Linked DNA regions of Homo sapiens: all the other regions are linked to region 2. Evidence: read pairs that join two places in POLR2A ChIA-PET (ENCODE). Cell type or tissue: MCF 10A. All regions are shown on one strand. Each heading gives the region's core, and the rest is flanking DNA. Links, peaks and the distances in the headings are about the cores only.

Region 1 (8,350 bases), core at 1,152-6,151, 56 kb before region 2:
GAATTCAAAATTATCACATGGTTACTTTTTGACAACTACCCACCACTATAGAAGATAAAATCTGGGGAAAAGATAGGTGTTGATCCTTCTTATCACAAGAAAACTGTGTGGTCATTGTTTTTCTTCTCCACTAGTCCATGAGCTCCTAGAGGGCAAGCCATTGTCTTATTCAACTCTATATTCCAAGAACCTGAAACAATACCTTGCATATTATAGATGCTCAATAAATGAGAAAATAAACAAATGATGAAATTAATTATAAATTTGTCACTCCAGTACAGTTACTAGTGCTCTTCAATTCCTCAAAATGTAATTGCTTAGATAATAAGAGAGTGCTTCTATTTCCAGAACCATATTGCACTGCACCATACTGTGACACACACACAAAGCAGACTAATAATACAGTGTCCCTTCAAGACCAAATACTCATCAAATATTTGGACAATATTTATAAAAAAGGAGCCTCCCCGGCACTCTGCCCACTGCTCACTGTTCCAGCAACTCACCAAATAGGAACATGTTCTTACCAGCAGCACAAAACATTCCACAGCAGAACAAAAGGGGGAATGGACAATTCGGTGAGTCCTTGACGCTTCTTACCCTCCTACCTCTACCTTAAGTGACAACTCTGAAGATTTCTATCATCCACAAACAGCAATATTTCTGAGAAGAGTTTCAGTAAGCACAATTTCTCCACCTTGTAACATTTCCATGTTTGGTGTTGTTTCAGCTCTGCTTATGAACTCTTCCCCTATTCCTACAAGCCTCCTCTGCCCCAACAGTTCAGCTCTAAAAATACATCTAGAAGTTAAACATGCGTCCTTTGGAAGAGCTGGAAACAACTATCACATTACTGATTCTCACACACAACTGGATTACCTAATGCTTTTATAGAAAAACTCAATGTACACTGCAAACCTATCAGATTCACTGTGAATTCATTAGTTCTCTTACCATCTTAAAAAAATTTATTGCAGTAACGTAATATATAAGCATAAAGTTTGCCACTTTAGCCATTTAAAATATATAATTCAGTGGCAATAATTACATTCACAATGTTGCACAGCCATCACCACTATTTCCAAAATGTTTCTGATCACCCCAGAAACTCTAACCATTAAGCACGAATTCCCCATTTCCCCTTCCCCTTTTCCCCAGTCCCTAGTTATCTCTAATCTTTTTTCTATCTCTATGAATTTGCCTATTTAATATATTTCATATAAATAGAGTTATACAATATTTGTCCTTTTGTTTCTGGCTTATTTCACTTAGTATAATGTTTTCAAGTTATATCCAAGTTGTAGCATATATCAGAACTTTGTTCCTTTCTATGACAGAATAATACTTCGTTGTACAGATATACTACGCTGTATTTACCCCATTCATCTGTGGATGGACACGGGTGTTGTTTCCACCTTTTGGCTATTGTGAATAATGCTGCAACGAGCACTGTTATACAAGTATCTGAGTCCCTGTTTTCAATTCTTTTGGGTGTATATCTAGGATTTGGAACTGTGGATCGTACGATAATTATGTTTGCTTTTTAAGGAATTGCCAAATTGTTTTCACAATGCCTGCACCATTTTACAGTCCCATCAGCAATGTATGAGGGTTCTAATTTCTCTACATACTCACCAACACTTACTATTTTGTGTGCTCTTATTTGATTAAAAAAAAAAATAGTAGCCATCCCGGTAGGTGTAAAGTGGTATTGTGGTTTTGATTTTCACTTCCCTAATGGTGAATGATGTTGAGCATTCCCTCCTGTGCTATTAGATATCTGTACATATTCTTTTGGAAAAACATCAAAAATGCTCAAGTCCTTTGCCTATTTTCCAACTGAGTCTGTCTTTTTGCTGTGTTCAGGAGTTATTTATATATTCTGGATATTAAAGACTTATCAGATACATGATTTCCAAATATTTCTCCCATTCTGTAAGCTGCCTTCACTTTTTTAATATCCCTTGATGCACAAAAATTTTTAATTTTCTCAAGTCCCGTTATCTATTTTTAATTTTTTTTTTGTTCATGTTTTTGATGTTATATCTAAGAATCTACTGCCAAATCCAGGTCATAAAGATTTTCCTTTGTGTTTTTTTTTTTTTTTTTTTTTTTGAGACGGAGTTTCACTCTTGTTGCCCAGGCTGGAGTGCAATGGCGCGATCTTGGCTCACCGCAACCTCCGCCTCCTGGATTCAAGCGATTTTCCTGCCTCAACCTCCTGAGTAGCTGGGATTACAGGCATGCACCACCATGCCCAACAGTTATTCCCTTATGTTTTCTTCATGAATTTAGCTCTTGCACGTGGGTTAATCCATTTTGAGTTAATTTTTGTCTGTGATGTGAGGTGGGATTGAACGTTGCTCTTTTCGCATGTGGAAATCCAGTTGCTGCAGCACCATTTGTTGAAGAGACTCTTCTTTCCTCATTGAGTGTATCTGGCACGCTTTTCAAAAACCAGTTGGGCCATTGACATGTGGGTTTATTTCTGGACTCTTGATTCTATTCCATTAGTCTATATATCTATCTGTACCCAAGACCACACTATTTTGATCACTGTAGCTTTGTCATTAAGTTTTGAAATCAGAACCCATGAATCCTCTGACTTTATTCTTTTTCAGAATTGTTTTGGTATTTGGACAACTTGCCATCTCATATGAAATTGTGGATCTGCTTTTTCATTTCTGCAACTTTTAGCATTTAATAAACAGACTTTTAAAAACTTAGATTTACCATTAAAAATAGATAGCTGAAGAGTAATATTATTTAATTTTGCCAATTTGGTATTTTAAAAGCCTGGTTTAGACAGCTGATATTCTATAAATGGCAAACAGTATTAATTGTAGAAATATGTTCCAATAACATCTTGGAACACTACTACTATTGCTTCACAGTCTAACTGGTTCAGGTCTCCTAAGACCCTCAGGCTCTCAGTTCAACATTATCCTGGGTTTGCAACTGGTTGTGGCTTAGCTGAAACTTGGTTCTAGTCGCTGACCTGTCAGTTCCCAGATTATAGTGATTGCACATGGCCTGGGGATGAAAGAAGACACCACTTTTAAATTCCTATTGTCTTTCAGCTCCAAGTACATTTGAGTCATAACTTCATGCTTAACCTATCAGAGTAGGCCTGATTTCAAAACCAGTTTTTGCTGCCTAGAAGGAATGAGAACATAAAAATGAAAGGAAAAAAAAAGCCGCTATAGGTTCACATGACCTTATCCAAAACCTGTGATGCCAAAACCTAGTGTTTCAGAATTCAGAATTTTTCAGAATTAAAAAAAAAAAAATTTTACATGTATATATTGTCTCTATTACTAATGCACCCCCAGTGAAGTCTGGAACAGCATGCCTTACCCAAACACATTCATATTTTGCAGCCAGATAATATAAATATTCATTTGAGGGGGAGGATAATGAAAAATGTAAATGGTCTTGTGTTGGTTGAGGTCAGATATCTACATCAAATGAGTTCAGCTCTGTCAGGTTTTATAACCAAAGGAATTACCAAAAAAATTTTTTTCAGCACTTTATGGATGTTTGAATTCTAAGGAATTGTGAGCCTGTAATAACTACGAATATATTCAGCACCCAATAACAGATTACACAAAACCTCAGTACAGCTGCTTGTCATATACACACAGAGCAAAAGGTTGGCCAATTACCTTCAAATGAAAAACTAATTGACTGGAAAAGGGAAAGACCCCATAGGGTCTCATTTCCTCTAATCATCTCACAAATTGAGTATTTACCAAATTAGTATTTCCCCCAGTAATCAGCTACAAATAAACTCTAACTCAGAAAGTAAATCCTAAATTTGGATAAAAGGAAAATCAGAATTGATATACTACTTTTAATTATCCAAATGAACAGAAAATAGTCATTAATATCTAATATTAGCAAAGATGCTGGGAATAAACACACTGGCAGTGTGGGGTGGTATAAGCTTTTTGGGTAGCAATTTGGTGAGTATAGCAAAAGCTTTAAAATTATTCACACCCGGCTGGGCACAGTGGCTCACACCTGTAATCCCAGTACTTTGGGAGGCCAAGGCGGGTGGATCACCTGAGGTCAAGATCAGCCTGACCAAAATGGTGAAACCCCATCTCTACTGAAAAAATACAAAAATTAGCCAGGTGTGGTGGCAGGCACCTGTAATCCGAGCTACTCAGGAAGGTGAGGCAGGAGAATAGCTTGAATCTGGGAGGTGGAGGTTGCAGTGAGCTGAGATTGCACCCCTGCACTTGAGCCTGGGAAACAGAGTCAGACCATGTCCAAAAAAAAAAAAAAAGTAATAATAATAATAAAATAAAAATAATTCATACCCTTTGATCTTATAATTCTACTAGGAAATACTTGATTGCTTAAATCAATTAGGGTACAGCTATATGACTGTATATAATGCAATTATTTAAAATAATTTATAGAATATTCATGACAGAAAATTTCAGCAATATATCTCTATGTGAAAAAGTAGATTATAAAATGTTATATATTACTGGCTAACACGGTGAAACCCTGTCTCTACTAAAAAAAAAATACAAAAATTAGCCGGGCGTGGTGGCAGGCGCCTGTAGTCCCAGCTACTCGGGAGGCTGAGGCAGGAGGATGGCTTGAACCCAGGAGGTGGAGCTTGCAGTGAGCTGCGATAGTGCCACTGCACTCCAGCCTGGGCGACAGAGTGAGACTCCGTCAAACAAAACAAAACAAACAAACAAAAAAGTTATGTATTATAATATATACCCAAAAGAATTAGAAGTAGGAGCTCTAACAAATATTTGGACATCCATGTTCATAGCAACATTTACAATAGCAATTCAAGTGTCCACTGACTGATGAAATGGGTAATAAAACATAATGGAGTATTATTCAGCTTTAAAAAGGAAGAAAATTCAAACATATACTACAACATAGATTAATCTTGAGGACATCAGGCTAAGCAACATAAACCAGTCACAAAAGGACAAAGAATGTAGGATTCCACATATATGAAGTACTTAGAATAGTCATATTCACAGAGACAGAAAGTAGAATGGAGGTTGCCAGGAGAAGGGGGAATGGGGAGTTATTGTTTAATTGGTAGTTTCAGTAACAACCTTTTTCAAGATGAAAATGATTCTGGAGATGGATGGTGGTGATGGTTGCACAACAATGTGAATGTACTTAATGCTTTTAAGTGCTGAACTATACACTTAATGGTTAAAATGGTAAGTTTTAGATTATGTGTATTGCACCACCACACACAAAAAAGTGTAGCTTTAAAAAAATAATCCTTTAGCTGTTGTAGGCTAGGCTGTACCAGGCAGTAGGTGCTTTCTAACACCTAGATGGGTGAGCAGGAATGAGACCTACTACATGCTCTGCTGTCCTTTAGGGAGAGCTCTTCTGAGGCTTCAGTCCATAACGACCATCTGACGGGTGGAGGGGACTCTCGTGGTGCTGGGGCTTTTATCATCTTACCTCTACTTTAACTCTCCCCCTTGCCATAAGCCATTTTCCAATAAACTAAAGGGTATATAATTTTAAAAATTGTTATGTTTTATATGATCTAAGACTTATATGGGGTTAAAAAAATGTAAGCAAAAGGATAAGGAGTAGTGGGATGTCAGGTGATCTTTAATATTTTAATACTTGACGTTTTCCAAATTTTCCACAATGAACAGAAGACCAACACATCAAGAAGCATCCCAGTTTTAGCATATCTACCCTCCACTGTGTCTTCCCTTCAAAAGAGGTTTGCTATACCTTGCCTTTCCCACTTCAGTAAATGCCCCAAAATTCACCAAATTAACCAGACCAAAATTACTGACGTCATCCCTGACTCCTTTTCCTTATTCTCCTACATCCAATTTCTCAGTAAATCCTGTCCGCCAAATTTTCAAAACCTACCCAGGAGCCAGCTACTTTTCACCATTCCCACAGGGCTTCTATGGATAATACAGCTCACACTTAAGAGCGTGCAATAGATTCCAGTGCCTATTCTATAGCTAAGTCCTTTTCATATATGAACGCATTACATTCTCACAGCAGTTCTGCAAGGTAAGAAAAGTACAACAGTTACCTTCATATCACTGATGAAGAGGCATGGAGAAGTTAGGTATTTTGCATAAGATCACACAGCTAGTGAGCAGTGGAATCAAAATGTGAACCCCGGAGCTCACAGGTTATGCTTTTAACCACTATATTACACTGCGCACTCGGCCTTAGGTAGCATTCTCTCTCACATTATTCAGCTCTCTGTTCAATATCCCTGTCTCAGAGAGGTTGTCCCTGAAATTCTAATTTAAGCAGCCCTAGAGAAGAGCCATCATTCTGTTAGCTTGCCCTGCTGTACTTTCCTTTAGCACTTAATTAGTAATTACGCATAAAGTATGTAAGTTCCATAAGAGTAGAGATCTCACCTTGTTCATGGCTGAATCCCAACCACCTAGGATAGTTCCTGGGCCATGTTAGGCGATCCATCATTAATCTCTTGAATGACTGACCAAATGAATGCATAACTAATATAAGACTGGCTGCTGGAGTAAGACAGACCTGAATGCAAATCCCAGACCTACCACTTCCTAACCACGGGAGCTTAGATCATTCAACCTTCCTATCCCCCTCAGTGTCTGCACCTGGAAAATGGGACTAGTATTTACCCCTCAGGGTTGTCTTGAGGATAAAATGAGTTGTGGCATGTGAAGTGTTTAGCCTGGTTACTTACACATAGTAAACACTTGACAAACATTAGCTACTTGTATTGCAAATGAGAGGGGAAAAAATGTTATGCTTAATCCTGCCTGAAGTTCTTTTCATTTTTAAAAGAGGGGTATACAGCTTTAGGAAGATAGCTGTTGAGAAATAAAGTTGCTGATGATAGTTTATTAAATGTTAGGTCACACTGAAGATAAGGAAAACCATATGTAAATTTGGTCTAATACTGAAAGTGGGGAGAACTCAAAACACATTAGCTCTATCTAAATTCCATTTTTTGCATTCTCTGTTGTATTTCTAAATCATACCCCCTACTTAAATCTTGAATGTATGGATATTTTTTAAGTCATCGGTTAAATAATGGACTGAAACAATAAAAATTCCTTCTGGATGGATGTTTTATTAGTTCAGGGTATTATTTTAGGCCAAATATAACTGAATGCCTTTACGGTTAAGATTATTTAAATTCATATTCAAGTCCCAGTCACCTATAGTCTCAGCTACTCAGGAGGCTGAGACAGGAGGATTGCTTGAGCCCAGGAGTGCAAGTCCAGCCTAGGCAACACGAGGAGATCTCTCTTTAAAAAATTATAAATTCATATCCAGCCACTGCCCATCGTGCTGTTGCTGCTGCTCAGAGGTAAAACAGGGAAGGAGTCAAGTGCAACTCTATCAGTAGAAGCCTTTTTCTTGTTCAACCTTCCACAGCCCAGTAGCCTCAGGTAATTTTTCAGAAGCAGGATATCCAGATCAGGCCCCAGCCATTCTCTTACTGCTGAAGGGGTAGCAACCGCAATGGCTATCTTAACTAAGGACTTCACCAAGTGCTCTGAATAAGGCAGCTATCTGAGGGAAACTCAGACCTCCAGTGGGGAGGAGGAGTCTCAGAAAGAAGCACCTGGCCCTGTGCCACAGGGTGCTGATCTCTTTCAGCCTACAACACTCACAATGACCTCCTCTCCAGACCATCCCATTGATGCAGGTGCTCCACACAATTACTTGGGAGCCTTTTTTTTTCTTTTTCTTTTTTTTTTTTTTGAGACGGAGTCTTGTTCTGTTGCTAGGCTGGAGTGCAGTGGCGCGATCTCGGCTCACTGCAACCTCTGCCTCCCGGGTTCAAGCGATTCTCCTGCCTCAGCCTCCTGAGTAGCTGGGACTACAGGTGCGTAGCACAACGCCTGGCTAATTTTTTGTATTTTAGTAGAGACAAGGTTTCACCATGTTGGTGATCTCCTGACCTGTGATTCGCCTGCCTCAGCCTCCCAAAGTGCTGGGATTACAGGCGTGAGCCACCGCCCCCGGCCTCGGTAGCCTTTTTACTGCAGCATTTCTCAACTCTGAATATGTAACTTTTATAAGGGGCTTGAATCTATGCTGTTTTCTCCACAAATAATCAACTCCTCGTGTCTCTTCTTTCATTATACTTTGATAGTTGATTCTGTAACTTAAAATTATATTCAGGTGCTAGTTGGTAACTACTTCCTACTACTCTCCTCAGTAGATGGGGTGGGGCATGGTGATGGATGGCAGGCAGGAACACTGCCTTCAAATTGGGAAGCTCTTTATTTAATAGGTCTGTGAAGGCCATTTCTTCTAGAATCCCAACCTGGACTTCAATCATGTGATTATATTCTCCAGGTGGCCAGGCATAGCT
Region 2 (8,350 bases), core at 1,877-6,876:
ATTGCCAAGACAATCCTAAGCCAAAAGAACAAAGCTGGAGGCATCACGCTACCTGACTTCAAACTATACTACAAGCCTACAGTAACCAAAACAGCATGGTACTGGTACCAAAACAGAGATATAGACCAATGGAACAGAACAGAGGCCTCAGAAATAACACCACACATCTACAACCAACTGATCTTTGACAAACTTGACAAAAACAAGAAATGGGGAAAGGATTCCTTATTTAATAAATGGTGCTGGGAAAACTGGCTAGCCATATGTAGAAAACTGAAACTGGATCCCTTCCTTACACCTTATACAAAAATTAATTCAAGATGGATTAAAGACTTAAGTTAGACCTAAAACCATAAAATCCCTAGAAGAAAACCTAGGCAATACCATTCAGGACATAGGCATCAGCAAGGACTTCATGTCTAAAACACCAGAAGCAATGGCAACATAAGCCAAAATAGACAAATGGGATCTAATTCAACTAAAGAGCTTCTGCACAGTGAAAGAAACTACCATCAGAGTGAACAGGCAACCTACAGAATGGGAGAAAATTTTTGCAATCTGCCCATCTGACAAAGGGCTACTATCCAGAATCTACAAAGAATTCAAATTTACAAGAAAAAAACAAATGACACCATCAAAAAGTGGGTAAAGGATATGAACAGACACTTCTCAAAAGAAGACATTTATGCAGCCAACAGAAACATGAAAAAATGCTCATCATCCCCCGTCATCAGAGAAATGCAAATAAAAACCACAATGAGATACCAACCCACACCAGTTAGAATGGCGATCATTAAAAAGTCAGGGAACAACAGATGCTGGAGAGGATATGGAGAAATAGGAATACTTTTACACTGTTGGTGGGAGTGAAAATTAGTTCAACCATTGTGGAAGACAGTGTGGCAATTCCTCAAGGATCTAGAACTAGAAATACCATTTGACCCAGCCATCCCATTACTGGGTATATACCCAAAGGATTATAAATCATTCTACTATGAAGACACATGCACACGTATGTTTATTGCAGCACTATTCACAATAGCAAAGACTTGGAACCAACCCAAATGTCCATCAGTGGTAGACTGGATTAAGAAAATGTGGCACATATACACCGTGGAATACTATGCAACCATAAAAAAGGATGAGCTCATGTCCTTTGCAGGGACATGGATGAAGCTGGAAACCATCATTCTCAGCAAACTATCACAAGGACAGAAAACCAAACTCATGTTCTCATTTATAGTTGGGAATTGAACAATGAGAACACTTGGACACAGGGTGGGGAACAGCACACACCAGGGCCTATTAGAAGGTGGGGGGCTGCAGGAGGGATATCATCAGGAGAAATACTTTATGTAAATGATGAGTTGATAGGTGCAGCAAACCAACATGGTACATGTATACCTATGTAACAAACCTAAATGTTGTGCACATGTACCCTAGAACTTAAAAAAATAATAATAATAATTAACAACTGACAGTGGCACATACAGTAGCTCTACCATTAATTTGACAATAAACTCTACAGGTTACCTCTTCACAGAATTTATCACTTTTTGAAAATTAAAATTTGAGCCAGATGTCTTCTAAATTCTGTTATATCACAACAGGATTGGGGCTATTTTGCCTATGCATGCACCTGTAACTAATTTCCTTCTCCTGAGGCAGAGAGGACCCTTCTCCCCTTCATATGTAGCCTCTTTCACTTCCAAGGACAGTCAGCCTGATCCAGCCAGGATCCCGGAAGGGGCACTGGAGGCTGCCTGGAAGAACTTGCCCCAAGGGTGGATTAAATACCTGGGAACACACCCAGCTCACAGCTGGAGGAAGGCCACCTGGGATGAGGCAGTCACCCAGAAATGTAGAGACAGACAGGCATGCTAGTTCAGGAATGCCGTCAGTGTGAGGGAGGGAAGGAAAAAGCCAGGAGTAGTTCTCAACTTTTTGGACTCCTGGTACACTTCCAAATACTGGAATTTTTGACTAGGGGACTTTTCTTGAAGCTGTTTTTGCACAAGACTGAGAAAATATCCATTTTCCATACTGAAGAATGAGGAGAATGCTCAAGAGCCACAGGTGCTGGAGTTAAAAGGCGGCATACCACCAAGCCTCCTTGCTAGTTCTGCTCAGATGTCATGCCACTCAACTAGGTCATTCCTCAGCCCTGAGAAGCTGCTTTTGAATAGAATTGTTTACTGCCAGGCCTGGATTTCTATTATGCCCAGGAGGTGGTTTTCCCACATTGCAGTAAACATTTGATCTTTCTTACGTGCCAAGCTGAAGTTAAGCCTCCCATCTCTTATTGCAGGAAACTGTACCCCACTCTTATTCACAGCCCTACTTAGAACAGACAGCACAATATGACTAAGGAAGACTTGTGAAAATACAACAGTTTCATCACAATTTAGGGCTAAGATTTAAGATACCACCAGTATGACAGCTAAAGAAGGGAACAGAAAAGTACAGCTCCTGTCACTAAATCTGTAGGCACAGACAGGCCACAACCAGAGTCTGCTACAGGAAGGAGGAGAAGTAGCACCACATTGGAGAGGACTTTATTTCCAGGGCAAGAGGGTGATTAGGAAACACTGACAAGAGCAACACAGAATCCAAAGAACTAAAGAGACTGAGGTCCTAGGCATGTTTCTGAGATAGGAGTTTGAACAACTGAGGAGGAAAAGGACAAGCCAAATTATTAGAACTGAAAGGTTACTGCTGGACTGATAGTAAACACTGACAAGAGCAACACAGAATCCAAAGAACTAAAGAGACTGAGGTCCTAGGCATGTTTCTGAGAAAGGAGTCTGAACAACTGAGGAGGAAAAGGACAAGCCAAATTATTAGAACTGAAAGGTTACTGCTGGACTGATAGTAAATGCTGAATTGTCTCATCTTGCCTGCCTGGAGTCAGAATTGGTTCCAGAGACTGGAATGTAGCTGAGCTAGGAAGTGGGAATCAAAAGCCCAGGGGTGGGGGTGGGGGGTTCTGTCAAGGCTGGAATTCAGTGAGAGCCTAAAGCCTGTTTTAACTCAGGCAGGGAAGATGACTAAGAGTGGAAACCAGGCTCGAAAAATCATGAGTCATTCTTAAAAGAAACCAACATCAGTGTCAGTAACTTCCCTGGGAACTTGGAAAAGGGGCCTGAACAAATATTTTGGAATCTAATATCCTGCACCAACACTGAACTGCTCCTTCATTTGGATAGGTCACTCTAACTTTTCCGTTCTCAGAGCTCTTTCAGTTACCAAACGAGACTAACAATATCTGTTTGCAATATTTTTACCAGTAAAAAAAAATCAGTAGGAAAAAAGGTGACCTTCTGGAGAAATAAATTATTACACATGAACTCCTTATACATAGGGAGAGTCTGCAAACAGTTCCCTCCGAACCAGTGTCACACTCATCAGTAAACTCATCAGTGCAATAATCCTCAGAATGAATGTGCAGTTCAGTTTCACAATTACAGCAGGACAATTAAAATCTGAATTTCTGTAAAATGAGATAGGAGTGAATTTTCCTCACACATTCTCTTCCAACTTAAGAACACATTTGCTAATTTCCTATAATTGGCAAGGCATTATGTGAACTGCTTAAAGAGATTACAAAAATAACTAAGACCAAAAGCTACCTGACTTTAAAGTAAAAACAGAATTAGAAGGTTAAGGATTGTTAGTCTGCTACCTATAAGAAACGAATACTTCAAGATTTAATTCAAAATACATTTTCTAGATATTCTTATAGTTCCAATACACTAGATTACTACTGATATCTATAACACAGATGAATCCCCAGAAAGATTGTGCTAAGTGAAGCCAGGCACAAAAAACTACATTTTACATGATTTCTTTAGAACGAAGCTCAAGAATGGGCAAAATCAATTTATGGAGGAAGTCTTTAAGTGCTTGCAGGGACCATGTGGAGGAAGGTTGACATGAAAGGGGTACAAGGGTGCTGGAAATGTCCTCCATCTCTTGTTTTGGGTGGTGGCTATACAACTGTCATAACTTAAACAGTTAACAGTACATTTTACTATATGTAAAATATGCTTTTACAATGTTAACCAAAAATATCACTGGACTAAATAAGCAGTACTAGGAATAGAGGGTTCAGACAAGAGCACAGGCAAAAGATAATGTTAATATTTCTTATACTTGATCTCAATGGCATTTATAAAGACAATATTCCCAATTTGAAAGGAATTAGAGGTATTAGATATAACAATAATACAGATATATTACCTGCTAGTTTCAATCACATATGAAAGATCCCTACACAGAAAAATAAGTCACAGGACTGTTTAACAGCAAGTGATAACAGAATTTGCAACCCTTTATTTTTTGCCCTATGAACTGAAAACAAAGCAAGCTTTAATTTGCATCTTCCATATCACTCTATTACTAGGGTGCTTTGGCTATTCACAGGGGAGGAAATCCCCAGTGTGATTCTCTAATATTAGGATTTTTCATGGGCAACAAATATTGAGAGAAGCATATCAGAGTCATCAGTAGGTATTTTCCACCCTCACAGATTGTGATTCATGCCCTACGTGCTTGGTTGTGACTCCCAGCCGAAGTCAGGTTAAACTCTTCCTCCAGACAGGAATGAGTCACATCCCACAGCCAGTAGAGTAGAAGTCTGGAGAGCCATTTCTGGCTGAGAATCCAGAGGCCCGTTGGCTTCTAGCTCCCTGCCTCTCCCTTCCTCAAGAGGAAAAGATGGAGTGCAGGGAACAGATGTACCTGCTCCCTCTCTTTCTTCCTCCTTTGGAAACTTCCGGAAGCTACACAGAATTGCTGCGGTCCAAGCTCTCCATGGCCTCTCCTTTAGCACAAGAAAGGAAGATAATTATGCTAAACTGAAATGCAAAGAAAGAATGAAGAGAACTGGGGTGACTGACCGAGTTTTGTTGCCTTCCAACCCAGGGCTATTATTTCAGCAAGGAACAAAGGGGCACTGGAACCACTAGCAATAGTACCACTTTGCAAGGTGCATTAACAGCTGTAGAAATCATTATAAACAAAACCTCTGCATGGTGAATTCCCTGAGTACGACTGGACTTGTGAGCCTGAAAGCATTTGTGGTGTTTTACGCAGTAATCTAATGTACATCTTGAGCCTTCTCATAGACCTGTTTTGTAAAGAGTTGATAATCTAAGGCCATGTTATTTTTAGAATTATAAAAATAACAGGTGCACTTGTCAGCCATCTCCCAGTGAGAGCCCATTCCCTTGAACTAGTTTTGGATATGCCCAGGTTCTGTTCTCAGCTATCCTGGTTCAGTCTCTTTTTTCACGATCTTTAAATATAATCTGCTGTTATTCTGTTGGTATGTTTGTCTTCCCTGCTAGGCTGCCTACTTTGAGAACAGGGGCCACTTCAGTCTTCTTTGTTGCTCAATTTCTAGTACCTAACACAACACCTGACATACAGAAGGTGCTGAACAGATATCAGGTAAATGAATGCATTTCTGTGTACATTTTTAGTTTTTATTTTATCACTTATTAGAATATAAGCTCTATTGAAGATGGGATCCTATCTGCTTCCTTATCTCTACACCTTAAATATACCGCACATATTTACTGAATAAAGATTGTGAGGCAAGATAAATCCAGTGCTCTAAGCTAAATGAAATCTCTATGCACATGACTTTTTCAAAAAGTAGTGGGCTTGATTTATGAAGATGACTCATTGCTACCAAATTCCAGTCAGCTTTCAGATGATTTTTTTCTTTGCCAAATAATCTAGTAAAGATGGTGACTGAACTCTTCCAAATAAGTATTTTGAAGTATAAAACAGGCCACTAGCCACAGTAAAGGCAACTGTAACTCTCAGGAAAACCATGATTACCCATGGCTCAAAAGCCTTTTGCTGTGTTTGCTTACCCTTGGAGCAGATAAAAGGCCTGTTTGGAAATGTTCATGTCTCCTCTATGATTTGTAGGCTGTGATATGCCCGTTATAGAAGCATGTACCCAGTGGTCACTAAGTACTATTTAAATTTAAATGGAGGCAGAAAATATGAGATGGTCTGGCAATCTTCCAAATAGAGTACAGCCTGAAATCCAGTGGACAACGAGAACTGCAATTCTAAATGCAGTAAGAGAAAGATGGAATTTTGGCTTTCATAGAAAAAGTAACTCCTATGAAAGGCTTAAATATAAAGTGAATAATCTTAAACTCTACTTCATTTGGGGATAAAAACAGCCTTCTTCCTTTCATTTTGCTCTCACCTACCCAAATGATATGGAATGTCTAAACTTTTCTTAGGTCTGATAATGCTGAAGAGGGCCTGCCAGTGTTTAAGTTCTAACATTTGGTTATAGGTTGAGTCACTCCCAACTTTCAAGCATACAAAATGACAAGCATTAATTCACGTACCTATTTTGCAAATTAGATAGAGAGTATTTCATTTTTTATATCAGTAAATTTGAAATGACTCAAACTACCAGGGTAATAACTTGTGTGTTCATTTTGCCTGGTATTATATTAATCTCTTTTAATAAGTTATATTTGATATCAAACTTTAACAATACTTAAGGAATAAAAATTCTAGTTTTGTAGGAAAATTAAACATTTTAGAATTTTTCCTTCTTTTTTGAGACAGAATCTTGTTTTGTGGCCCAGGCTGGAGCGCAGTGGTGTGATATTGGTTCACTGCAGTCTCCGCCTCCTGGGCTCAAGCAGTCCTCCCACCTCAGCCTCCCGAGTAGCTGGGACTACAGGCATGCACCACCACTCTTGGCTAATTTTTATATTTTTGTAGAGACAAGGTTTCGTCAAGTTGCCCAGGCTGGTCTTGAACTCCTGGGGAACTACAGGTATAAGCTGCTGCACCCAGCCTAAAATTTTTCCTTTAAAAATAACCATTGAAATAAGTAAAAACTACAAATATTCCTTTATTAAAAATTCACATGATCAATATCAAGAACACTACTTTTTAGACCTTAATACAAGACACTTTAAAATCTTAAATTTGCTAAATTAAGAAATGCTCTTATTCCATAGATATTTTCTTTAGTAGAAAGACTATCAAAATGTCATCTGATTCTATTATGAACCTTACCTTTCATACTAAAATTATATATTTAAAGTGATACAATTCTGTTGTGAAATGCATCTACTGGAAAATGCAATTTTATTTAAATGACCTCACTTATATTTCTCCGTTTAGTTGTTTTACAATGACCATGCAAGGAACCATCCCTTGTATATTTTATATATATCAATTATGTATTTTGTATATATAATTTATATTTTATATATGTTAAATATTTTATACATATTAATATTATAATAGTCCAAGTAGAGTATCATTACCCCTTCTGTATTATCCCTACATTTTTCTGATATGGAAACCAAGGCCCCAAAGTTATAAGAAGCTGCTCAAGACCAGGTCCTTTTCAGTCATATCACATAGCTCTTCAATAATCATTATCTTTTATTCATTTACCCATAGATTTAACAAAAACTTACTGATTGCCTACTACGCATCAGGCACTATGCTGCTCACTGAAGTGAAAGTTTTCCTCAAGATACTCCCAGTTTAATGGAAAAGACAAAAAGTGACAATGAGCTGTATAAGTGGAAGGAACAGCCTTGGGGGAAAGGCGAAATCTCTAATAAAAAACAAAAGAGGTAAGACTGGGTTAAGACTTAGGTAAAAGCAACTACCCACAATATTAATAATGTTACCTTATAATTATTGGAAGGCTTTCACTGTATCAGGCACCATCATCCTGCAAAGTGAGATTTTTAAATGGCATTCTTCATTTGATACAACCGTTTCGTATGAAGTAGGTTCTAACATTCGTTCCATCTTACGGGTGGGGGGTGGGCGGGAAGTTGTGTTAATCATTCAGGGTCACATGGCTGATGAATGTCTAGGCCAGAATTTGAACTCAAATCTGTCTAAAACCAAAGCTTAAGTAGTGGCAGGTCTCCATCTCTGTGCAGAGCCAGGCTAAGCTGTCTGATGAAAATAATGGGACAGAGGTAGAATTAAAAAAACTAAAATAAGGCTGGGCGCAGTGGCTCACGCCTGTAATCCCAGCACTTTGGGAGGCCAAGGCAGGCGGATCACAAGGTAAAGAGATCGAGACCATCCTGGCCAACATGGTGAAACCCCGTCTCTATTAAAAGCATAAAAATTAGCTGGGCGTGATGGCAGGCGCCTGTAGTCCCAGCTACTCGGGAGGCTGAGGCAGGAGACTCGCTTGAACCCAGGAGGTGGAGGTTGCAGTGAGCTGAGATCACGCCATTGCACTCCAGCCTGGGCGACAGAGTGAGACACTGTCTCAAAAAAAAAAAAAAAAACTAAAAATAAAAAAAACTGAGGAGATTGATAGACAGCC
Region 3 (8,350 bases), core at 2,276-7,275, 100 kb before region 2:
TTACAGGAACACTATGAGAGTCACCTAGACTCCCCCTTGACTCTTCTACACCACTTGGCTATCCTGATCTTCAGGCTACCTTCTTTGATATCTGATGGATATCTATCTTTTCCTTCTCTGAAGGATGTGAACATATCTTTTTGTCTCTTCTCTTTTGCCTCATGTCTATTATAAGGTAGGTCACTGATGAGAATGTATAGCACATATGAATATCATAGACGCAGAAAACACTAGAAATACTTCCCTTCAATCTCATTTTAAGAGCTTGATAATATTCTCTCAGAGAGATGTACCATTATTTATTTAACCAATTTCAAATGGCTGGATATTTAGGTGGTTTCTACCTTTTTGCTATTATGAAAAATCTTGTGCATCCATTATTGTTTCCTCAGGATAAGGTCCTAAAAGTAAAATTGTTAAAGAGTGTATTCAATTTTAAGTTCTTTAATATGTATTGCTGTACTGCCCTCCAGAAAGGTTGTACTAATTTATTCTATTTTAGTTCTTTACAAAGAACTCCTGAGATATTTACCTGATTTCTCTCAGGATAATTGGTAGACCTTGGAGTTGGTTTATAATGCCCTCCATTTTACCACCAACTATAAATACTTAAAACAGTTGTATCAAGGATAGGACATTTTTATTTGCTTAAACACATTAATATATCACCTTGGTGTTACTTTAATAAGACAGTTCTTGTTATTTTCTTTTGGCATGGCAATTCACAAATAACTAGTGGAATACTTAAAAAATTGATCAAACCAGTTTTCTTGGTTTGTCAGGTAGCTAAAGTAAATTAGCATATGTGCTATATTTGTCAAATAGGCACATATCAGGAAAGGACTGCTTACTTAAGAAAAGATTGCTTAAGTCTCTTTAACATGAAATCATCTTTACTTCACTGTAGAATTTACACTTGGATAAGTAACAGTGTTCTTGACATTTAAAAAATTAGGGTAGAGCTGTCTTCCATGTTAAAAATGAAAGATAATTAATATTGCATATTGGCTGACATAGCCATTGCTCAATAAATATTTGCTGAATAAATGAATACCTGAGGCCACACAATTTTAAAGTAAAAATTATCTATGTGCCTTACTGGAAACCTTATACATAAGAACCTAAACTGATAGTCTATGATCTTTATTTGGCAGCATAAAATGTTTAAACGAGGCTCACTGACTAAAAAAACAAAAAAGGCTAGTCATAAATTAACCTGTGTTGTAAATGTGTACATCTCTATGGGAGCAAATTCATTTGCAGTGCAACCACATTTTATTTTTTAACCTACTAGAATTCTAGTAAAGCCAAAGTGACTGTAATCACTGAGGACCTAGGTACATCACAAAATGATGCATGTGATTCTATTACTGATGGTGGAGAATGGTACTGGAGGTTCAAGGTGAAAAAGGACAAAAGCACCTGCCACACTCCAGAAACCAGTATCTTATTCATACCTCTTTTGAGAGGTTAATAAAGCTGTCAGGGAAATAAAGAATAAAGCAATCAAAATCACAAAGGACAGACTGGCATAATTAAGGAAGCTTTCTATCCCTACGCACCCTAGATTACACATTACACATTACACATCTCATTTGGCTTAGTAAAGTCATTGTTGTGAAGGACTTACTTGCGAATTACACAGTAATAGTACTGATTGTAAACACAAATATCTACCATTTTCTTTCTATTACCCACCTTTTTCAGTGTAAAAAGCAGGGACTGCAATGTCTAAGTAGTAAAATTAATGAATATACTATGATGATAAAGTAGAAACCAGTTGGGATTAATGAAATATATGAATAGATTGATTTCAAATATTCTTATAGCTTTGTTAGGCAAAGTATTGATGGTGCTGTCATTGTATTTTCAACTTGCCAATCTTTTTTTAACCTACAAAAACGCAAGAGAAATACATCATAGGTACTTAATTTGTGGAAAAAAAATTAGTCTAATTACTGTGCTATTTATTAGTTCTCCCGAAGGTTTGGTAAGCAGAATACATTATTTAATCAGAACTTAATTTAAATTCACGTGTTGGTGATAAAAACATTTAATGTTAGTGGACTGATCTGATGAGGAATTTACTCAACTGAGTAATGTATGTTCACTAGGGGACAAAAAACAGACGAGCATTTTAAATGATAAACATAGGATGGAGTGAATATTTAGCTGAAGTTCACTTCCAAATACGACTTTTAAATCAAATCACAAAAGAAATAAATGCTCATTCTGAGTAACACAGAAAACAAATTTTCAAAGAAGAAAAAATAAACACCCATAATTCACTGCCAAGATAACTATTCTATTAATTAAGTGTACAATAAAGTTTTTCAGTAAAGTGTTTTCCAAACTTATCTGCTTAAAGGAACAACTTTGGAGAGCTTATTTAAAATGTAGATTCTTGAACCTCTCCCCTGGAAGTACTGACTCAGCATGTATGGGATGGGGCCTGGACAATCTATTTTTAACAAGCAACCCAGGTGACTTCTCATAGGACAAGTTTAGTAAATCCTATTTTCTAGGACACACCTTTTTCTGTGCATATATGCATGTACAAGTGCACACAAGCAGCTATTCTTTTGTGATGATTTATCCCTGTCAAGCCTGTTTTATGAGAGAATTTGGTATAGCTGATTTTTGCCAATCCTGCTGTACCCCTTTACAGATGATCTTTTAAAAAGGTGACACATTTGCCCTGCTGGTACCAGGTAAATGACAGCCTCTTCATTCAACCTACAGCCAGACCTCAGGAGGAGCAATCAGAAAAAGGGTTTTCTCTTCTCCATGTCTTTGTGAACTCGTTGTTAATTCCCCCAGTAGGATAAAATAGAATAATCAGGTCTTGCTTTTCAGAATTTCATTGTCCTCTCTGTTTTTAAGGCTTCAGCCCAGAGATACTTCCCATTTTGGAAATAAGAAGCAAGAATTGGATTCATTGCTCTTGGTGGTAATACTCAAAAATAAAACCAAATGTGCTTATACCAGCAACGCATTTCATAGCTGTAATTTGAAACTGCTGATTCTAATTTAATTTATTCCTTTTTACCTACAATCTTAGCATAAACAAGTAGACTGTAAAGCAAGGGAAAAGATAAAAATATAAAGACCTCCCTGCTTTAGTCTAAAATATTTAGGAGCTAAAGATAGATCTGACTTCACTCCCTAAAACAAAAGACAGAACACCTGCCAAAAGTTAGCTGGGAAGTAAAACCACCCAACACTGGCTGCCATATCTCTTACTGAGCCTATCTTAACATGAGGCTCAAGTTTCCAATTCATGAACTACCTGTTGCAAATGTCATTCCCAGGCAAACTTTCCACGCTGTTCTGATTCCTCATAGTGCCCCTCACCTTCTGCTGTCCCTTTATTTCTTCAATTTGAAGAAGGTAAGCCAATTTTTAGTCTATGCAATCATGCCTTCCTCTTTATGAGGATTCATGAGACAAATTTTTCTCAGGAGGATCTTTCCTACCAGAACACTGTGTTGCTTTGGAACAACCAGTTTTGTTTTTATTGTGATGAAACTTTAAATTATGTTATTAATAAAATCCTCTTATATTCTTTGGCAACTAAGAAGTTGAGAGGCAAATTTGCAGCTGATCTCTAACTTCTGAACAAGAACTTATGGTTGATAATAAATCATTTTATTACTCTGACACATGGCTTCATTTTATTTTTCTGGCTTTTATATTTCTTTTACCCTGATTTAGTCTTTAATTACTTTCATTCTTGATATATTTCCATAGGTGACCTTAAATACTTTTTTTCCACTTCCCTCCTAACATTTATATTTATTTTAATTGATAAATAAAAATGTTATGTATAACATGTTTTAAAATATGCATATATAATGGAAGCCAAAATCAAGCTGATTAACATATGCATTTACACGTCACAAACTTTTGTGGTAAAAACACTTAAAATCTACTCCTTAGCAGTTTTCAAGAATATATTATCAAATAGAGTCAGCTGTACAATAGTTCTCCTAATCTTATCCCTCTTATCTAACTAAAATTTTGTATCCTTTGACCAACATCTCCCCAACATCCTCTCACCTCCAGCCCCTGCTAATCACTATTCTATTATCTACTTCTATGAATTCAACTTTTTTTACACTCAATATGTAAGCATCGAATACTATTTAATAAATTATAAATTCATTCATGCATTGCTTAACAACAGGGATACGTTCTGAGAATGTGATTTCATCTTTGTGTGAACACCATAGAGTGTACATATGAACATACACAAACCTAGAAGGTGTAGCCTACCATACACCTAGGGTATATGGAATGGCCTGCCGCTCTCAGGCTACAATCCTGCACTGCATGAGACTGAGCTGAACACCACAGGCAGCTGTAACACCATGGTAAGTATTTGTGTATCTTAATATAGAAAAGCTACAGTAAAAATACTGTATAAACATTTTACAGATGGTATACCAGTTTAGGGCAGTTATCATGAATGGAGCTTGCAGGCATGGAAGTTGCTGTGGGTGAGTCAGCAAGTGAGTGGTGACTGAACCTGAAGGCTTAAGACATTATGTGCACTACTGCAGACTTTATAACACTGCTCACTTAGCTTAAAACACAAACACACTCTACAGCTGTACAAAACTTCTTTCTTTATATCCTTATTCTATTGCAAATATTTTTCTATCTTTAATTTTTAACTTTTTAAACTTTTTTGTTGAAAACTAAGACACAAATACACACATTAGCTAGGCCTACACAGGGTCAGGATCATCAGTATCACTGTCTTCCACCTCCACATCTTGTCTCACTGGAAGGTCTTCAGGGGCAGGAACAGAAATAGAGCTGTCATCTCCTGTGATAACAGTGCCTTCTTTTGGAATACCTCCTGAAGTACCTGCCTGAGGCTGTTTTACAGTTAACTTCCTTTTTTTATTTATTTTTTATAAGTAGGAATATACTCTAAAATAATGATAAAAAGTATACTTTTAAAATATATTATAGTATAGTAAACACATAAACCAGTAACATAGTCATTTATTACCATTAACAAGCGTTCGGTACTATACATGATTGTATGTGCTATATTTTTATATGACTAGCAGCCCAGCCTAATAGGTTTGTTTATACCAGCATGACCACAGACATGTGAGTAATGCATTGCACTACCATGTTAAGACAGCTATGATGTCACTAGGCAACAGGAATTTTTCAGCTGTGTTACAATCTTAAGAGGCATCATGGTATATGTGGTACATTGTTGACTGAAACATCATTAAGCAACTTATGACCATACATAAATAATTTAATGTAGTATTAACATAAATAAGTAGGGTGCTAATAACTATAAAAAGTACACATTGTATATTAAAGCTAATAAATGAATGCTTTGAGTTATACTATACTATCAGTTATAATACTATCTTATTAGGCAAAAATAACCAAATACTTAATATGCATAAGACTTAATGAGGAACCAAGCCATATGATCACCTCAATAGATATAAGAAAAAGCATTTGATAAGCTTTAAAACCCAGTTATTATAAAAATGCTTAGCAATCTAGGACTAAAAGGGAACTCCTTTAACTTTTTAAAAGAAATCTATCAAAAATGTATGGCAAGTGTAATATTTAATAGTGAAATTTTAGAAACATTCCCATTAAAATCAGGAACAATACAATAGTGACTACTATGTGTATTGGTTTTGTTCAAGAGGTCATAGCCATTGCACTCAGACAAGAAAAAGAAAGTATAAATATGGCAAAGAAAGAACAAAATTGTCATCATTTGTAGACAATATGGTCTTCATTTGGGAAAATTAATAGTATTAGAAACTACTAAAACTAAAAAGAGCTTATCAAGGTTCTTAGCACTCACAGAAATCAATAGACTTCTTTTACACACAGTAAATCATAACTGCATTTAAAATGCCTCTGACAATAGCAACAAAAATTTTCAGTAATTGGAAAAAGTTAATAAAAATGTACAAGATCTGCATGGACACTACAGGTTGAATATCTCTTATCCAAAATGCTTGGAACTAGAAGTATTTCTAATTTTGGACTTTTTAAGAAATTGGAATATTTACATTATACTTACCAGCTGAGCATCCCACATCTGAAAATCCAAAATGATCCACTAAGCATTTCTTTTGAACGTCAAGTCAGCACTCAAAAAATTTTGCGTTTTGGTGCATTTTGGATTTGGGATGCTTAACCTGTATTATAAAGCTTTACTTAAAGGATAGTAGATCTCAATAAAAGGAGTGATATATCATGTTCATCATAGTAAAACTTTTTGGTAAGTTTTTAAACATTTCCCAAGAGATCTCATCCAGACTCTAGGAAAACTGTTCTGGTCTCATGATGATTAATCCAAAACAATGGATAACAGTTTTTAGAAGCTCACAGGCTCTATAACCAGTTAGTTGTCTCACGGTATTTGAAAGTTTGAATTAAATTATAATTAGATAAATTTAACTTTGATCACTAATTTTAAAAAAATTCTCTATCCTACAGTCTCCACTGGCCAGATCCTTTTGCCATACACTAAAGAATTCTTAAGGTCAGATATGAAATACAAATATATACTTCCATATATAAACTTTTCAACTTCAAGGACATAAATTTTCCATTAACTTTTAGGAATGGATAATTTTTTTAAAGTAAATAAATAAATCATATTCAGGGTTGTTCCCACTGTTTTTGTACTACCTAGACCTCTTCCCCATCTTCACCCTCATCTGAATTGTACCATTACTTGGTCACTAACACATCGGTTTGAAGGCAAGCATCAGACAAAACAAAATTCAAAAGATCAGTTCTGCCGATTGTTAGCAGTTCTGGAAGAAAGCAGCAATTACTAACAAAACTGAGCAAGAGGAGTTGGAGAAATATATGGGAATTTGTTTTATGTAAAACATCTTTGCTCTTTACAATATGGATCAAACATATTTAGATATATTTAATCATCTACTGTGCCAGATACTGCTGGCTGCCTACGGAACAGCCATTCTCCCCTCTTTATTACTAAGAAAAGCCTGCTTGTTCTTTAGGTATTCTGTGATCAGGTGACTCAAGAGATGAAAGACCAATCCTATGCAATAATTCCATTCATATTTCCAGTAGTTGATTTAGGAAGAGACTTGTAACAGACAATGAATTGTGAAAGGAAATCTGCAAAGGGCCCTTCCAGAGGAGCTTTCTTCCCTCTTAAAAAACAGCCCTGAGAAGGGGCATTCCTTCTCTCTGCCTCTGGCTACCTGGAGTTGCAGCAGCCATCTTAAAATCAAGGGAAGACAATTTAAGAGCCAAAATATTGAGGATGGCAGAGCAGGAGGATGGAATGACTTCATTGAGCCAATAAACTAATCCAGAAATGGCTGTATCTCTAGACTACTTAAATGAGAAAATAATTATTTCCTTTTAGCATTTAAGCCATTTTGAGTTTGGTTTTCCTGTTATTTGTGATTTAAAACATTCAAACATTCTGTGCCAAGCCCAGTACAGACTAAACGAGCGTTTGTTGCTGAAGCAACTTACAATCATCCTCATGTAAAATCTAAATGTAAATGGTTTATGCTTTTTAAAGGAAGGTATGTTTCTTAAGTGTTTTTGGTCATATGAGTGGCCCAAGTTACATGATATTTGGAGGTTTGGCTAGAAAATTATTTTCTTTTTGCTCAAAGGATGATACATCCTTTTAAATACTCTATGTTTTTGGTGTTTGTAGCCCTGTCACTTCTATCTTTCTCCAGCCCTATAAAGTGTTTAACAATATCCTTTAGATAAACTCTGGTGAAGTCAAGCTTGGGGTTGCTTTAGGAAATCAATATGGTTTACACATAAGTTTTTTTTCTTTCAAAGAAAACAGGATTTTGAATTGCCTTTCCTTGGTATTGTCCTAAATCCTCAATAAGGCCTGACAAGGAGTACAATGGAACTCACAAATGTTTTTCCAATGAAGAAAAACATGATTCCAAAGTTAAGCTTTGAATTTCGGTGAAGTATATATAAATTAAGTAATATGTGCAAATACAGTCTGAAAACACTTCAAAGCACAGCTTATAAAAATGAACATCAAGGTATATCAATCCATGAGTTCAAGGATTGCCAAAATTAATGATGATTTTTTTCCTCCTTATTTATGAGAGTTACCTTGGGACCTATGTTTCTGTCTGAAGCAAATGCAGAACTGATTAATGTAAGCAGCTCTAGGGCCCTTCATCATGGCAGTAAAGCTCTTGTTTAAAACCAGAACTGTTTCTTTTATACTTTAATGTATTAGATCTGTTTAACTTACTTTATATATTGCTCAATCCAGATCCATTGGCATATGGATACTTAATGAATATTTGATGATGGTGACTATGAC

The links. ChIA-PET counts read pairs that join two places held together with the same protein. Peaks named below come from ENCODE experiments on the same cell type or tissue, not always from the same donor. Only the 100,000 strongest peaks of a DNase experiment are listed, where the experiment ranks them.
Region 1: POLR2A ChIA-PET joins it to region 2 with 13 read pairs; 4 of 35 experiments call an interaction of 5 or more read pairs at or near these places.
Region 3: POLR2A ChIA-PET joins it to region 2 with 13 read pairs; 7 of 35 experiments call an interaction of 5 or more read pairs at or near these places.

The regions. Positions count from the first base shown.
Region 1 is chr12:45,285,112-45,293,461 of GRCh38, reverse strand. All of the region lies in intron 1 of ANO6 (anoctamin 6), which reads right to left. Among named protein-coding and RNA genes, the nearest start is that of ANO6, 73 kb to the right of the region's middle. In MCF 10A, for the core only: no CTCF peak of the experiment used is centred there; a DNase peak (open chromatin) is centred at 3,071.
Region 2 is chr12:45,229,353-45,237,702 of GRCh38, reverse strand. All of the region lies in intron 1 of ANO6 (anoctamin 6), which reads right to left. Among named protein-coding and RNA genes, the nearest start is that of ANO6, 17 kb to the right of the region's middle. In MCF 10A, for the core only: no CTCF peak of the experiment used is centred there; DNase peaks (open chromatin) are centred at 2,262, 3,092 and 4,602.
Region 3 is chr12:45,333,355-45,341,704 of GRCh38, reverse strand. All of the region lies in intron 3 of ANO6 (anoctamin 6), which reads right to left. Among named protein-coding and RNA genes, the nearest start is that of ANO6, 120 kb to the right of the region's middle. In MCF 10A, for the core only: no CTCF peak of the experiment used is centred there; DNase peaks (open chromatin) are centred at 4,494 and 5,144.